5 separate regions of the Homo sapiens genome follow, and all the other regions are linked to region 1. Evidence: chromatin contacts called from ENCODE Hi-C or POLR2A ChIA-PET data. All regions are on one chromosome and are shown on one strand. The core of a region is the stretch at or near the end of the contact, and the rest is flanking DNA. Distances in the headings are between cores, read along the strand shown.

Region 1 (2,729 bases), core at 151-2,650:
AACTCAGAATTTAACACATATTTCCAGGAACTTTATGTCAGGAGCCAAATGTAGACTGTGGCAAATAGAAACATCGCTTCTTCCCTCCCCCTAGCCGTGCAGGCAGTAAGTAATAGCTCAATGCCAGCTCAAACACCATCCTCGATGAGGCCATCCTTGATCTCTCCAAATTGATCAAGCCATCCCCAATCCATGATCTCCCAGCACATTTGCTATTTCATTGGCATTTCATTCTGACTGCTATCCAGAATTATCAGTTGCTTCCAATGCTGACTTTCTTCTACTTTTTGAATCCAGTAAATTCACACAGAACTTCAAACACCCCAGGCAGATCGTATTGGCCGGCACTCAAATGCTTGCTCTAGAAGTTTGTATTTCTCAAATCTGAGTCTACGGCTCAGTCTGCGCTGGGGGGTAAACACACACCCTGACACACCACAGACGTAAAAATAATTCAGGGTGGAAAAAAGTTGGTGGTTTATCTTTCCCCTTCTTTATCTATTCGGTAAAGAAATGCTCTTTAAAACACCGAAAGTGAGGCACAAATGGAAATGAAAGAGGAGAGGAATGCATTAGAATATTCAAAGCTCCGTTTCTAATTCAGAACCACTTTCCCTACCTTGTTTCACAAACACACTAGGCACCTCTTGCATCACAAAGAGAGAGTATTCTATCTCCTGACTGACCCATTCTTGGAGTTAAAAGCCACACCTCTTATTCTAATACCCTCCAGGAGCACTTACTATTTACTTTTCAAATTAGGAATTCAGAGCAAAGGTCATCCTCAAGGCCAGGATAAAGGCAAAAGGTCTTGGAAATGGAAAAGACTCAATACACAGCACCGTAGGCCCCAGAGGATGAACACTAGTTACAGAGGACTAAGAAGCCCGAGGTGAGGCTCCCAGGAAATGTGTTTTAATGGGCTTCACTACACGCCACGCGAGGCTGCAGAGGGAAGTTAAATATCCCTGCGATGCGTTTCTGATGGGGCCTCCTTCGAGGCCGGTGTCTTGCCAGTGTGAGGCCGCGGGCGGTGGCAGGGCCGTCTCGCCGCCCTCCCGGCAGACCACGGGCCGCTGTCACCCTCCTCCGAAAGGCGCCCAGATGAATCCATTAATCACGGTGCGCTACCCCCATCTCCCAGGACGCGGCCTCCCATCAAGAACGCGGGTTAGCGTTTTCTCCCATCTCCGCGCCTCACGCCCCTTCCCCGCCCCCGCACGAGACGGCCCTCGGCCCCGGCGAGCGACTTATCCAACCCCGTTTTGTAGCTGTGCCCACAATCACCCATTACCTTCCCCAAGCAAATGTGGCACGTGATGGGCAGAGTGAGCGACAATGTAACATTCTGCACGGTCTGAGCCATGGCAGCGTTCAGAATCCCGCCAACACGGAAGTCCCGCCGACCTACCGCTACTCTTCGCCAAGACTGGGCACGCGCGGGCCGGCTACGGCGCCCCGGTAGGGCCATAACCCGCCCAGGAGAGAAAACGAAAACGCGCTTTCGAAACGCGCGATCTCCAAGGCGTTTTCCTTTCATTAAAAAAAAAAAAAAAAAAAAGAAAGAAAGAAAGAAAGAAAGAAAATTCACTGATTAGGGAGCTGCAAGATTCCTGCGAATGTGTAGGAAGGTAGTTTACTACAAGTATCGAGGATCTTGGAAAATCTAAAGGAAAGCGGAATAGTGGAGACAGAAGAGGAAGATACGGAAAGGCGATTTTTTAAATCCCCAAATTGTTTTCGGGGATTGGATGGGGTGAAGGATGGAGAGTTTTTCGCCTAATTATTAAACCCCACACATCCGCCAACACAGCGTAATCAAAACATAGAGAAAAGACATTATCTACACGTTTCAATTTTTTTCAAAACAGCTTTCCACCTCTGTCAGTTCTCTTTCCACTCAATATAATGTGCTTCCAGAGGGCACAATAATTCACTTAAGAAAACAGTGATTGTCTCCTTATCTGTGTCCGAGACGATCCTGATACATTTAATCGCAGCTTTCCCTGAAAATACATTTTTACTGTGGGCTTCTCTGGGTTTTCCACCAAAAGGAGATTAACGTTTTCACGTCTTCATTTCAGGTGCATGGTTGCATATGAAATGTACCGCTGTGTTGTTGAACCCCAAGGGAGAATTTGTGAGGTTATAAGTTGCGTTTCCTACCAACAAAAAAGAAAAAAACCTAAAAGTTCCTAAATTTATCTTAAATGCAGTATAACAAATTTGGAATTTATCTGCAACTTACTTGAAGCGAGGAAGAGCTGATGTGATAAATTACGCTAACAAGTAAAATCTGTGAGTTGAGAGATTTAAAGACAAGACCATCGGGACAACTTTTACTAATCTTTGTGAAAAAGACGCAGTATGACTTCAAGAAGCAGCCTCATGGTTAAGAGAAAGGGGTTCTGGACCTGGGCTGCTTCAGCGGAAATCCCTGCCCCCAACAACTTCCTACCTAAACGGTAGCTCCATGGCTTCTGGCAACTTTTGTTTTGTTTTTTGAGATAGGGTCTAGCTCTGTCACCACTAGGTGCCAACACAGCGACCTCCCAGGCTCAAGCGATCCCATCCGCCTGCCTCAGCCAGCCTCCCGAGTAGCTGGGATTACAGTCATGCGCCACCATGCTTGGCTAATTTTTGTATTTTTAGTAAAGACGGAGTTTCACCCTGTTGGTCAGGCTGGTCTCCAACTCCTGACCTCAAGTGATCCGCCTGCCTCGAGGGTC
Region 2 (2,729 bases), core at 1-2,500, 1.8 Mb before region 1:
AGGGGGTCTGGGGAGCTCACTCCCTGCAGAAGACGTACTCGGTGTAGCTGGTCCAGATCTTGTCCTCGCTCTGGTCGGTGCTGCTGGCAAAGGCGCAGGTGCCCGTGGAGCTGCACGCCACCATGTGGAAGCCCGACTCGGACAGCTTGTCGAAGGCCTGCTCCAGGAAGTTGAACTTGAGGTAATAGCGCGAGGTGTAGCGCTCCGGGGGACGGTCGGGGTCCCGGCTTTCGTTCAGGGTGTCCCCAAACACCTCCTTGGCCAGCGACGTCTTTCCGCAAACGGTGATGCGCGCCACTCGCCGGAACTTGGCGTCCGCCTGCGCGTCCCGCCCGATGGTGTAGGAGCCGCGGTAGCCGATGGTGATGTAGCCCGAGCGCCGGCTGCCGTCCAGCGACTGGGACGGCGTGAGCAGCGGGCCCGCCGCGCCCCCGGACGGACTGCGGCTAGCCAGCTCCAGCGTGGGCGACGGCGCCCCGGCAGAGGCGCCCTCCTGCTGTTCGGGCTCCGAGTAGCCAAGCGGCAGCAGCTCGTCACCCAGCGAGCCCTCCTTGTGCACCCCGCGCCGCGAGGGCGGCGGCCCCGGGCCGGGCTGCTGGGGCGCCCCGAGGCGGCGCACGAGCTCTGGCAGCTCGAAGTACTCGGCCTCGCGCTGCAGCCGGCTGCGCTCGGGGAAGTAGTCGGGCAGCACGAGCTGCAAGTCCCGCAGGTAATCCAGGATGTAGCGGAAGAGGAAGCCGTCCCGGTCCAGAAAGAAGCGGCCTTTGCTGTCCCGGGCCAGCTCCTGCGGCTGCTGCTGCGTGAACATGCGCCAGAGCAGCGAGTCGGGCACCGACACCACCGTGCAGCGCCGGGTCACGTACACCTGGCCCCCCACGTTCAGCTCCACGATGTCGGGGAAGAGCGGTGGCTCCGCGGAGGACGACGAGGAGCCACTGCCGCCCCCGCCGCCGCCCCCGTTGGGTAATCCACGTGTGCTGTCCGCCAGAGCCATGACAGAGAGGTGGCCGGGCCGGGACAGTGGCAGGAAGCCGCGCTGCACTCAGGAGCTGCAACCGCCTTCCCCGGAGCCCCGGAACCCGGACGCTCGCTCAGCCCTGCGCCCCGCCGCCGCCGCCGCCGCCACCGCCGCCACCGCCACCGCCGCCACCTCCTAGAGCCGCGCGGAGCCGAGCGGTGCGAGCGCGCCGCTGTGCGCCCCCTTGAGTTCCAGTGCGCTCCGCCCGCCTTGCCCGCGCGCTCCAGGCGAGTGCCGGGTCGCGGCCCGCGCGCTGCTTAAGTAGAGCCGCCTGCTCTGGTGCCGTGGCGCGCAGGAGGCGTGGGCGGCGGCGGAGCCTCGCTTACCGGGCGAGGGGAGGTGGGGAGCGGGGACTCGATTTGCATCTTAAACGCGGACGCCACGCGGGGCTGCTGGCTCCACCCCGGCTCGCGAGCGCTGGGGGCGCCCGGACTCCCACCCGCTCCCCACCCACCAGCCCCGCCCCGTGGTCCCGCCCAACTTTCTCCCTCTTCCGAAGAGGACCCGCCCGAGACTTGGCGGCTTCGGAAGACAGCTCCTTGGAGGGACAGTCACCGCGCCCCCTCCCCTCTCGCCCCAGCCCGCACCCAAGGACTCTGGAAGGAGGACGTGAACTTTCGGAAGCCTGTCGCCCCGGGAGTGGAAATGCGTGGCCGCCTCCGGCCCTCCCGCCTGCGGAACTGGGCGCTTCCAGCAGTGCAGCTGCGGCCTGCCATCGTTGGTTGTCGTGTCACTGAAAGTAGAGAGACGCGAAAAACCTGGAGAGACGAAAGAGCCGCCCCAGTCCGAGCGCAGCCAGATTTTGTTCAAGTTGCCTTGCAGCCAGCCTGGAAAATAAATAAATAAACCTAGAAACAAAAAGCAAACCTCAGTGTCCCGCAGTAGGATGCTTTACGATAGTTTATTTTCTGGCTGCAGAGACAAAATGAGATGAAGCTTCAAATCTGCTCTTAATTGCAATTCCCTCTTCCCGCAGGGCCTTCGAGGCACTTCACTTCGAAGTGAAGGGGTAAGACTCCGGAACGTTCGGTCTCCGGGTCCCATTCAGCCTTCGTTGAATCGCGCCCTTAGACTCACAACAGTTGCAGATCTAACGTAATTTTTAAAGCCACCTTTGGCGCCTGCATGTTTATCCTTCCAAAAGTCCAGGCGCCCCTTCTCTCCCGCATGCCTCGGTCACTCTTCGGCCCTGTCCAAGTTCCCGTCAGTCTCAGAAAGGGATATTTATATATCTGAAGGCCCTTGTCTGGATCCCATCTCTCAACTCCTGCTGCCTACACGTTTGCTTTTCCCCCTCGGACTGCAGCCCACAGAACCGCCCCCTCCCCCTGGAAGCTTTCCCTGGCTTCCCAGGTGGGTGGGGCCTCTGGATGGCTCCCTACACACTGTCTGCGCTGCTCCCAGCACGTTCTGAAATGTCATATTTATGAGTGATTATCTGATCACTGATTTGGGTATGAAAATAAGTAAGAGCTCCTGAATGCTGCAAAAAGAGAAGAGTGCAGAGGAGGGTGTCAAGAAATGATTGGGTCACTGAATGTTTCTTGTGTACCTGCTATTATTTGCAGGGCACCAGGGAGTGAGGAATGCAAAGGCGAATAATCTCCAAAGCGCTTTCAGTGTAGCCCAATAAGCAAAGGGTCAGGGGTCTGCGCAGTTATCACATCAGTTTGAAGTATAGACCACACATCAGGATAAATCAGGCAAGATC
Region 3 (2,729 bases), core at 136-2,635, 1.7 Mb before region 1:
TTTTTAAGCTAGGCTCAAGTGTGGGGCCACGGAATCCTTCAGGTGCCCTTCAAATCAGACATTACATTTCAGCTCTCAGGGCTAGAATGCTTCCCCCTCTTATCTTGGGCAGGTCTTTGAAGAAGCCAGTTTAGCCTTGGTAATTTTGAATTTGGCCATAGTATACGGAGGAGAGCTAGGTAGCTATCAAAACGCTTAGACAAACGTATGGTAAAATGCAGCCCAGCCTGAACCTCCGCAAAACCCCCAAACCTGGAGCAGCAAGTGGGCAAAGGAGTGTGTGTTTGGGGCAGGGTACTGAGTCCCATATGTAATCAAGAGACCTGGAGGGCCCAAGGAAGTCAGTGACACCCCCACAAGCTACATATCCTCCAATGGATTGTGGTGGTCATCTCCGGCTACCGAAGCCACCTTGCTTATTCCCATAGGCTTACAAACATTATGATGCTTCACACGAGTTGTGGGTGAAGTGAAGGAATTGGAAAGTCCCGGTCTAAGGCCCTGCAAAACTGCTGTCTGGTAAAAACAAGTGACTATGGCAAGGCCCTGAATGTACTACGTATAGACTTAAGTCAGTATTTGTGCCTAACAGCAAAGCATGCCACAAGAGGCTCCTCAAAAGCCGGGTAATTGATGCCATTGTTTTCTTGACCTAGTTGAAGAGTCAAAGAAGAGAAGGTGATGCAGAAACTTCTTTCCAGTGAAGTGACAGATCCAAGCAAGGAACACCTGCCTGTGAGGGGAGCGGTAGGGGAGGGGGTAGATTCGGCAGCACTCGGGTAGTGGCAGGGACCACATATTGTCGGTGTTAACCACTGTTATCACTGGCCCAGGTCGAGTGAGGACGAGTCATTTCCCCACTAAGCACTTGGGGAGTGGCAGGGACCACATATTGTCAGTGTTAACCACTGTTATGACTGGCCCAGGTCGGGTGACGACGAGCCATTTCCGCACTATTGTCCCTTCTTCCTCACTGCACCCCCAGCCCTGCACCCTCAGCTCCAAATACACATTCTCGTTCACTCAACGTTTGTTGACACCTAGCGTGGGCCCTGTGGGATGGGGTAAAAGTTCGGTGTTGGGAGGAGCCCCGGTGACAGATTTTTGGTTTTGGTGGTGGCTTTTGGGCAAGGACAGGTCAATTCATAAAAGATGACGCCCCAGGTCTGGATCGAATTCTCCTGGGAGCCAGACCAAAGCACCTTCCTGGACTGCAAAGTGTGGAAGCCGCCGCGGGCCGGGCGCGGGGAGGTGTCATGCGCCGGAACCTGCGCTTGGGGCCAAGCTCTGGAGCTGACGCGCAGGGGCAAGGCGCCCCGCGTCCCGGACTGGCGGCTCCGCGCATGCTCCTCCCACCGGCGTCGCAGGCCTCGAGAGGCTCCGGAAGTACTGGGTGCAGCCTGATGGCGCAGGAGGTAGACACGGCACAGGGCGCCGAGATGCGGCGGGGCGCGGGCGCGGCTCGGGGACGCGCTTCCTGGTGCTGGGCCCTGGCGCTGCTTTGGCTCGCGGTGGTTCCGGGCTGGTCCCGGGTCTCGGGCATCCCCTCCCGGCGCCACTGGCCGGTGCCCTACAAGTGAGTGCGGCGGCGCGCGCACTGTCGGGGTTGGGGTCGGCGTTGACGATGGGGGATGGGGTGCTGGGGCGGGGACCCCTGCTCACCGTGGTTTGTGTCGGGTCACGAGATGGTGCGGGGACAGCGCCGGGTGACGCTCGGAGCGCACTTGAGAGCAAAGTTGAGGACTGGGGAGTCGCAGCCGCTCGTTACGTGCAGCCCTGGGACCTTTCGTCCCCTCTGGTCACTTGCGGCAGACTCAGGACAGTCCTGAATCGTGGAAGAAGAAAAGGAGAGTAATGTTATTTAATGGAGGGACTTCTGGGTACAAGTAGCTGATTTCTTGAGTAGTTTAAAAACACTGTCTATCGCATTTATTTATATCATGCACTGTCGTTAGTTATTACCGCGGAACATTTGGTACAATTTACTGGGCGACCAACTCGCTCTGGTTTGAACCTGATCAGAACCTGATCCGAAGTCCTTATTGGGACTTCCCAGTTTTGCCCTCAAAAGTCGCGCATCCCGGGAATCCCCGTCTCCTGCAGTCCTGGTTAGACCGGGAAGATTGTCACCGCTTTTGTCCAGTCTTCAGCCTGGAGGTAGGACGCCGGTCCTAAGTCGGGGACAGAGCCCGCACACCTGGGAGGTCGATTCCAGCCTTTGACAGAGAAGACACAGCCTCCGGCGGTCAGAGATAGCTAAACACAGAGAAAGAAAACATGGTGTCAACATCAGGCAGGAGAAAGACCAGCAGTTTTTGAAAACAGCTATTTTTCTTTAAACCAAAAGCATCATTGGACATAATTTTAACTTACTAGCATAAGTAATCAACAGCTAAAACTGCACACAACAAACCTGAAAAAAACAGCTATTTTGTATGACAGTATGAGTGGGAAGGAGTTCTGCCTGCTGCGGGTCAAATCTGGCTCTGTCATCACCAGGGATCTTGGGAAAGTTACTCAGAATCTCTGTGCCCACATGCCCTGAGTCAAAAAATAGGAATAGTGGTAGCACGTACCTCATAGGTTTGCTGGAAGGATTAAATCTAGTAAAATGCCAGCTGTTGTCAAACCTAGATAGTGTATTCTGCTCACTGAAATGTTTACAACACTTTTTTGTTTTGTGTGATATACTACGTGGAAAGAGAAGTTTGTGGTTGAAGCTAGTTTTC
Region 4 (2,729 bases), core at 125-2,624, 1.6 Mb before region 1:
ACTTTTACACTGGGCATGCAATAATTTTAAATGCTCATTTGTAGTTAACTCTAAAAAGCCTATTTTGGCATCACAGTTCCTTTCTGTTCTGCTTTTACTAATATCAAACTAATATGCATTCTTTGGCTGAACTACAAGAATAAAACACTATAAAGAGGTTAACTCACAACTAAATGCTTAGAGAGCGCACAGTGGCGAAAATCTGTCTACAGGTCATATAGATAGATAGATAACTGATAGTTGATGGTATTTTTATAAATATTTCAGAGATAACAGAAACTAAGTTACTTTTTTTTCAAGTTAGAAAAGGAGGATTCTAATTAAAAAATCTGGGTCACTCAACTGGATATCATTAGCAACGACAAAATAAAAATGATCTCTCTCACCTCTCAGCTTGGAGATACAGACCATTTACTGGGCTGCTTCCTGACCCCTGTCTGCAACCCCACCTAAAGGACTGCCCACGCCAAAGGCAGACGCGAATCCGCTCAACACAAGTTGACCAAGTTTTTCGCCTGGCTAAGCGGCAGGGGCGTCCCCTCCTCCCTGCGCCACCTCCCCACCGACTGGCTTCCCCTGACATTTCTCATGCGCCCCACCCTGGGCAGTTTGCTTTGACATTTCAGTGCCTCATTGCTCAAGCTACCAGCACGGGCGTAGCCGACGCCGGGAGAGCCCACAGAGTGCGAGCTCCATGGTGCCTGTCACCAGCCCCCGCCAAGGGTCATAAAGCCTGGCAGGAGCCGCGGCGAACCCGGGAGCGGCGGCGTCGCGGGCAGGCTGCAGGCGGCCGCCGCACACGCACCACGCCTTGTTGACATGTTTGGAAGCAGGCACGGCGGGGAAACGCCCCCAAGCAAGCTCCAAGGTCTGGGTGCCGCGCCCCGCGCCCCGCCCGGCACTCCTGAGGAGCGGCCCGCGCGCGCCCCGGCCCCCGCGCCCCCCCCCACCCCACCCCACCCCGGCCCGCCCACAGACGGTCCGCGGTCCCTCCCCGGCTCCGCCGTCGCAGCGGGGCTCGGCCCTGCCCCTCCGCCGTTACCTGCTGCCGGGGGCGGCTTCCCCCACACACCACCCCGTGCTCCGGGGACGGCGGCGGCTGCAGGTCCCGCGGCTCTCACATGAGGCGCCCCTGGCCCCCCGCTTCGCGCTCCCGCAGCCGCGGCCCCCCGCGCTCCGCCCGCATCCGAGGCGCTGGTCCCGCGGAGGGCGCCAACGCGGCTCCACCTTTGCGGCTCTGGCTGCCCAGAAAGAAGCTTTCCTTCTCAGTCCCGCGCTGTCTGTGTTCAGGGATCCCCGGCGCCGCGAGAGACTACCTCAGCGAGCGGCTGCCACCGCGTAAGCTTCCTGCACCTGGGCCACAAACAGCGAGTCTAAAATGGCGCCCAGGGCTCGCGGCCGCGCGCTTCCCTGGCGCGTCCCCGCCCAAGGGGGCGGGAAGGGGGCGGGGGGGGGGCGGAGCCCGGCGGGAGTAGGGCCGCGCCCAAGCGGGAGCGCGCGCTGCGGCCGCCCCAGTCTCCTTGCTGTGGGACGAGCCTCTGCCTTCCTGCCAGAGATGTGACTCCCGCTTGAAGGGGATTTTTTTTGTTGTTTTGAGATGGAATGTGGGAGGGCTGAAGCTAGCTATATGTGGAAGAGACTATCTGTGGCTGAAACTGGAAGGTTTAGGGAGGTGGAGCAGAAAAAAGAAAGGAAGGAGTCTCGCCGGAGCCTGCTGGGGACCGCGGCCCGCGGGTGGCCGCCCCGGATGCCTGAAACCGAGGAGTTAAATACAGTCTCCGAAGACCCGCGCATCGATGTGCATAAGTGGTGCTTAAAAGATGCCAAGGAAATGTACCAGAATAGTGAGAGTATTAACGCTGGGATTGCACATGGTTTTTGTTTTTCAAATATTTGTATTTCCCAATATTTCTAAAGTGGCTTTTATCATTAGAGTTATTACATTTTAAAAACGACATTTGCTTTATGAAATAGAGTCCTGAAATTTGTAAATAGCTTTTGAAACGCAATGGGGAAAGTAAAGGATTACAAAGCTGCTGAAAAGAAAACCTCTGGTGAATCCTTTTGTAAATCAAGGCATCTTTGTAACTGCTACCTAGTTGACTTGTTTTAAAGTTTGGATTTTTTGATACTGCGTTTTCTTACAGTTAGAAACATTCTTAGGTGCAATATCATTAAGTTGAATCATGCGCCATTCCTCTCTACACCTCCAAAAAAAAAGAGAGAAAGTAGTTTTCCATTCAAAGATGTCTTAGAACACTCAGACCCATGTATAAGACACTGAAAAGCAGTGGTGCCCAGGGAGCTCTCCGTTCTTCCCGTTTTCTCAAGAAATTGAGCTAGGAAGCCATGTATAAAGTTACGTCGAAGTTCAGTGTGAGGCCAGGAGTGGTACAGGCTTATGTCTGTAATCCCAACATTTTGGGAAGCCAAGGCAGAAGGGTTGCTTGTGGTCAAGAATTGGAGACCAGCCTGCGCAATATGTCCAGACTCTTGTCTCTACAAAAAAATAGAAGAGTAATAATTTTAAAAAATCAGACGAGCTTGGTGTAATCCCGGCTACTACTCAGGAGGCTGAATCGAGAGGATGGCTGGAGCCCAGGAGTAGGAGGTTACAGTGACCTATGATGTCACCACTGCACTTCAGTCTGGGTGAGAGAGTGAGACTGTTTCTATAATAAAATGAATTCAATGTGGGGAAATGCCAGTGTTGTTTGTTCGGTGTTTTT
Region 5 (2,729 bases), core at 164-2,663, 1.3 Mb before region 1:
CCTCTCTACTCTAAAGCCTGTAAGTAACAGAGGAAATCGAACAGAGGATGAAGAGAAATGGCCGATGGGACATCAGATCACAAGAGTAACTGCAACCTCATTTCTAGAAGACCAAAAGGCCCGGTTATCAAAGTACAGCTCTAAAAATCTCTATCAGACACCTTTCGCATCCACACAGATCTCCATCTGCGTCCCTTATTCATAAATCTTTTTAAAGCAAACCTCACGCCTATCCCTCGGGCCTGCTTATCCAAAACTCAACCAATCTATACCATGACTCCTCTTGGTGAAAGGCAGATTGAAGGGAGGTGGAAAGGGCTGGAAGGAATGTCATGGGAGAGGCGGCACGTGCAAATAACATTGCGGCAGAGACACTGAAAACGCCACTTCCCTTGCCACTGTTGCAATTCTCTTCGTGTATCATCCTCTTACCCTCTCTACCCATGCCACCTCCTACCTCAACGATACACACACGTGTCACAGCCGACCAGCACCATCGCCTTTTCCAGCATCACAGGTTCCCCTACCACCCCTCACTATCCCCCCACATAGGCAGGCAGACACACACACACACACACACACACACACACACACACACACACACGAGAAACTGCAGCCACCGCACCCTCCTATCTCGATAAGTGCTCCTGCCAACAGACATCCAGAGCGGACTGAAAGCTCAATAAATGCGCAGGTACACACACGCAAGCACACACACACGCGGGTGCACGCGCGGCATGGGGCGCAAGGAAGGGCGGCATGGGGCGCAAGGAAGGGCACCCTGGGGACGCACCTGGAGGCTGGGTGTCCAGCGCTGCCGCCCCCCTGGTCCCTGTCATTGAGCGCAGCGGTATAAATCCTCCGGTAGCGGTCGGCCAGGGCCCGGCCTGACAGCAGCAGCTGGTAGTGACCCCGGGAGTCCGCGGCGGGTAGCCCCAGCCCCAGCCCCGCAGCAGCCACGGAGCCGTCGGGAACCGGCATGAACAGCGCCCCCGGCGCCGGGGAGGAAGAGAAGGTGGCGGCTGGGTAGAATCCGTCCCCGCCGAGCCCCGAGGAGGCGGCGGCGGGGGAGGCAGTCGCTGCGCACATCATCATCCTCGCCGCCGCCGCCGCCGCCGCCGCCTCGTCCCCGCGGGCCGGGCGGGCAGACACGCGCGCGCACACACAGCCCTTTTCCAACGACGACGGCTCCGGCGGCGGCCTCTGGCTCCCGCAGCAGGGAGACTACAAAGACAGCGACCTCCTTCTCCTCCTCCTTCTTCTCCTCCTCCCCCCCGCGCCGCCCTCGCCGCTACTGGGGCCGCTCATCTAACCCCGCCACCCCGGGAATGTGAGGAGGAGGCGGTGCCGCCACTGCCGCCGCCACCACCGCTACCACCGCCACCACCGCCGGGGCTACCCGCAATGGGAAGCTGCCGGCCTCACAGAGCATGCGCCACTCCTCGCACATGCTCAGTAACTGCCGCCCCTTTTCCTCCCCACCCCCTCTCCGCCACCACTCCCTCCGCCTCGGGGCTTTGGGTTTGGGGCTGTTGGGTTGTGCGGAATCTGAAGTAGTCCACTTCTCCGGGTTTTACTGGCAGCTTGAAGAAGAGTAAGGAAAGTGCTGGGGAGGCTGTCAGCTACTGACGTTCGACTTCAGGTTCCCTCCAGGTGGAAGAACGAGGACCAGAAAGCAAGGGGGAACGTGCCCATCGCCAGAGGAGGAGTGGCACGCTCTTCTGCTACCTCTTCTCCAAGGCTCTGCTGCCAACAGGAAGATTTACTGTGAATTGTGCTGGTTAATTCAGAGTTTAAGGCAGAGAAAACCATCCCAATTAGAAGTGCCTTTAGCGATCTTATTTTATATGGTTTTTGTCATTAGGATTTACGCTTGTTTAACACAGCTTTTACTTACAAAGACAGGTAGTAATCTAGCACATTCTTTTTTGTGTGTGAAAGTATTTTGTGTGTGAAAGTATAACAGATAGGCTAGTATTCACAAGCCAGAGTCATTCCCAAATTCTTGTTCTCAACGGAGCAATAATATTTTTTAAATTACTCTTTTTTATTGACTCCTCACTCACCTAAGAGTGCACTTTTATCTCTTGGCAGTGGTCATTTAATGGTTTATTTTTTTCTGCCCAAACTTACATTTTTAAAGATAATTCTTGAATGCGATCTGAAACAATAATTGTGACGGAGACTGTATAGCGTCTGAAAATGTCAGATCCATCACATATCTTGTTGTTGTCTATAAAAAAGTAACATTTGCTCAGTCCTTTGTTCCAAGCTAACCTACGAACCCCATCTAAGTATATGCTCTAGAAATATACGTGCCAATGCACTTTGATTCCTACTACGTTTTATCCTTTGACTCTCAATTTGAAGAGTTTCCTAATTTACAGTCCTGACAAAATAATTTATAAGTTCTGTCATCCCAGTACTGTATCTTTCATCTATGTACTAGTTCTTATATCTGTGCCTCTTCTTCGGATGGCCTTCTCTTAAAAAAAAATAAAATAAATGTTAAAAAATCCTCCTTAGTGTTTGAGAAGTGCAAACAACAAGGAATAGGAAAGTAAATTAATTCTAGTTTTAGGGTGGAAGGTTGCTGAAAGCAATGCATTTTTTTCTGAAGCTTTAAATAATGGATGGATTTCATTTAGTTTTTTTAAAGATAATTAGCAGTGGGATAAACATAGGAACAAAGGACAAGACATGTGGAATCATAGTATTTTAGTACTGTA

The links. Hi-C counts contacts between places; a loop is a spot of excess contacts on that map. ChIA-PET counts read pairs that join two places held with the same protein, here RNA polymerase II (POLR2A). Pooled maps may share reads with other maps.
Region 2: a pooled map shows a loop between it and region 1 (10-fold over the local background). The contact joins the promoter of KCTD12 here to the promoter of OBI1 in region 1. A Hi-C loop is called at or near these places in 2 of 37 single-sample maps with no recorded cell type and 11 of 50 pooled maps.
Region 3: a loop to region 1 is called in a map of B cell, with 12 times the contacts of the local background. The contact joins the promoter of CLN5 here to the promoter of OBI1 in region 1. A Hi-C loop is called at or near these places in 2 of 168 maps with a recorded cell type or tissue (B cell and CD8-positive, alpha-beta T cell), 2 of 37 single-sample maps with no recorded cell type and 9 of 50 pooled maps. POLR2A ChIA-PET finds 5 or more read pairs at or near these places in 1 of 52 experiments (T-cell).
Region 4: a pooled map shows a loop between it and region 1 (18-fold over the local background). The contact joins the promoter of FBXL3 here to the promoter of OBI1 in region 1. A Hi-C loop is called at or near these places in 2 of 37 single-sample maps with no recorded cell type and 10 of 50 pooled maps.
Region 5: a map of CD4-positive, alpha-beta T cell shows a loop between it and region 1 (9-fold over the local background). The contact joins the promoter of MYCBP2 here to the promoter of OBI1 in region 1. A Hi-C loop is called at or near these places in 4 of 168 maps with a recorded cell type or tissue (CD4-positive, alpha-beta T cell, CD4-positive, alpha-beta memory T cell, CD8-positive, alpha-beta T cell and 1 more), 1 of 37 single-sample maps with no recorded cell type and 19 of 50 pooled maps. POLR2A ChIA-PET finds 5 or more read pairs at or near these places in 1 of 52 experiments (activated CD4-positive, alpha-beta T cell).

The regions. Positions count from the first base shown.
Region 1 is chr13:78,657,755-78,660,483 of GRCh38, forward strand. OBI1 (ORC ubiquitin ligase 1) reads right to left here and starts at 1,401. Exons shown (of 6, transcript NM_024546.4): 1 at 1,295-1,401. The coding sequence starts at 1,366. RefSeq lists enhancers at 1-769, 680-759.
Region 2 is chr13:76,885,155-76,887,883 of GRCh38, forward strand. KCTD12 (potassium channel tetramerization domain containing 12) reads right to left here and starts at 1,251. Exons shown (of 1, transcript NM_138444.4): 1 at 1-1,251. The coding sequence starts at 994. The coding sequence ends at 17. RefSeq lists an enhancer at 266-765 and silencers at 379-648, 1,049-1,478.
Region 3 is chr13:76,990,696-76,993,424 of GRCh38, forward strand. CLN5 (CLN5 lysosomal BMP synthase) reads left to right here and starts at 1,386. Exons shown (of 4, transcript NM_006493.4): 1 at 1,386-1,576. The coding sequence starts at 1,404. RefSeq lists silencers at 720-809, 900-969, 1,430-1,669 and an enhancer at 1,691-2,729.
Region 4 is chr13:77,025,785-77,028,513 of GRCh38, forward strand. FBXL3 (F-box and leucine rich repeat protein 3) reads right to left here and starts at 1,375. Exons shown (of 5, transcript NM_012158.4): 1 at 1,043-1,375. RefSeq lists silencers at 916-975, 996-1,275, 1,446-1,495.
Region 5 is chr13:77,325,681-77,328,409 of GRCh38, forward strand. MYCBP2 (MYC binding protein 2) reads right to left here and starts at 1,414. Exons shown (of 83, transcript NM_015057.5): 1 at 794-1,414. The coding sequence starts at 1,095. LOC127898562 reads right to left here and starts at 1,308. Exons shown (of 1, transcript NM_001414702.1): 1 at 1,225-1,308. The coding sequence starts at 1,308. The coding sequence ends at 1,225. LOC107984564 (a long non-coding RNA gene) reads left to right here and starts at 1,365. Exons shown (of 2, transcript XR_001749930.2): 1 at 1,365-1,455; 2 at 1,584-2,518. RefSeq lists silencers at 834-953, 994-1,373 and an enhancer at 1,564-1,893.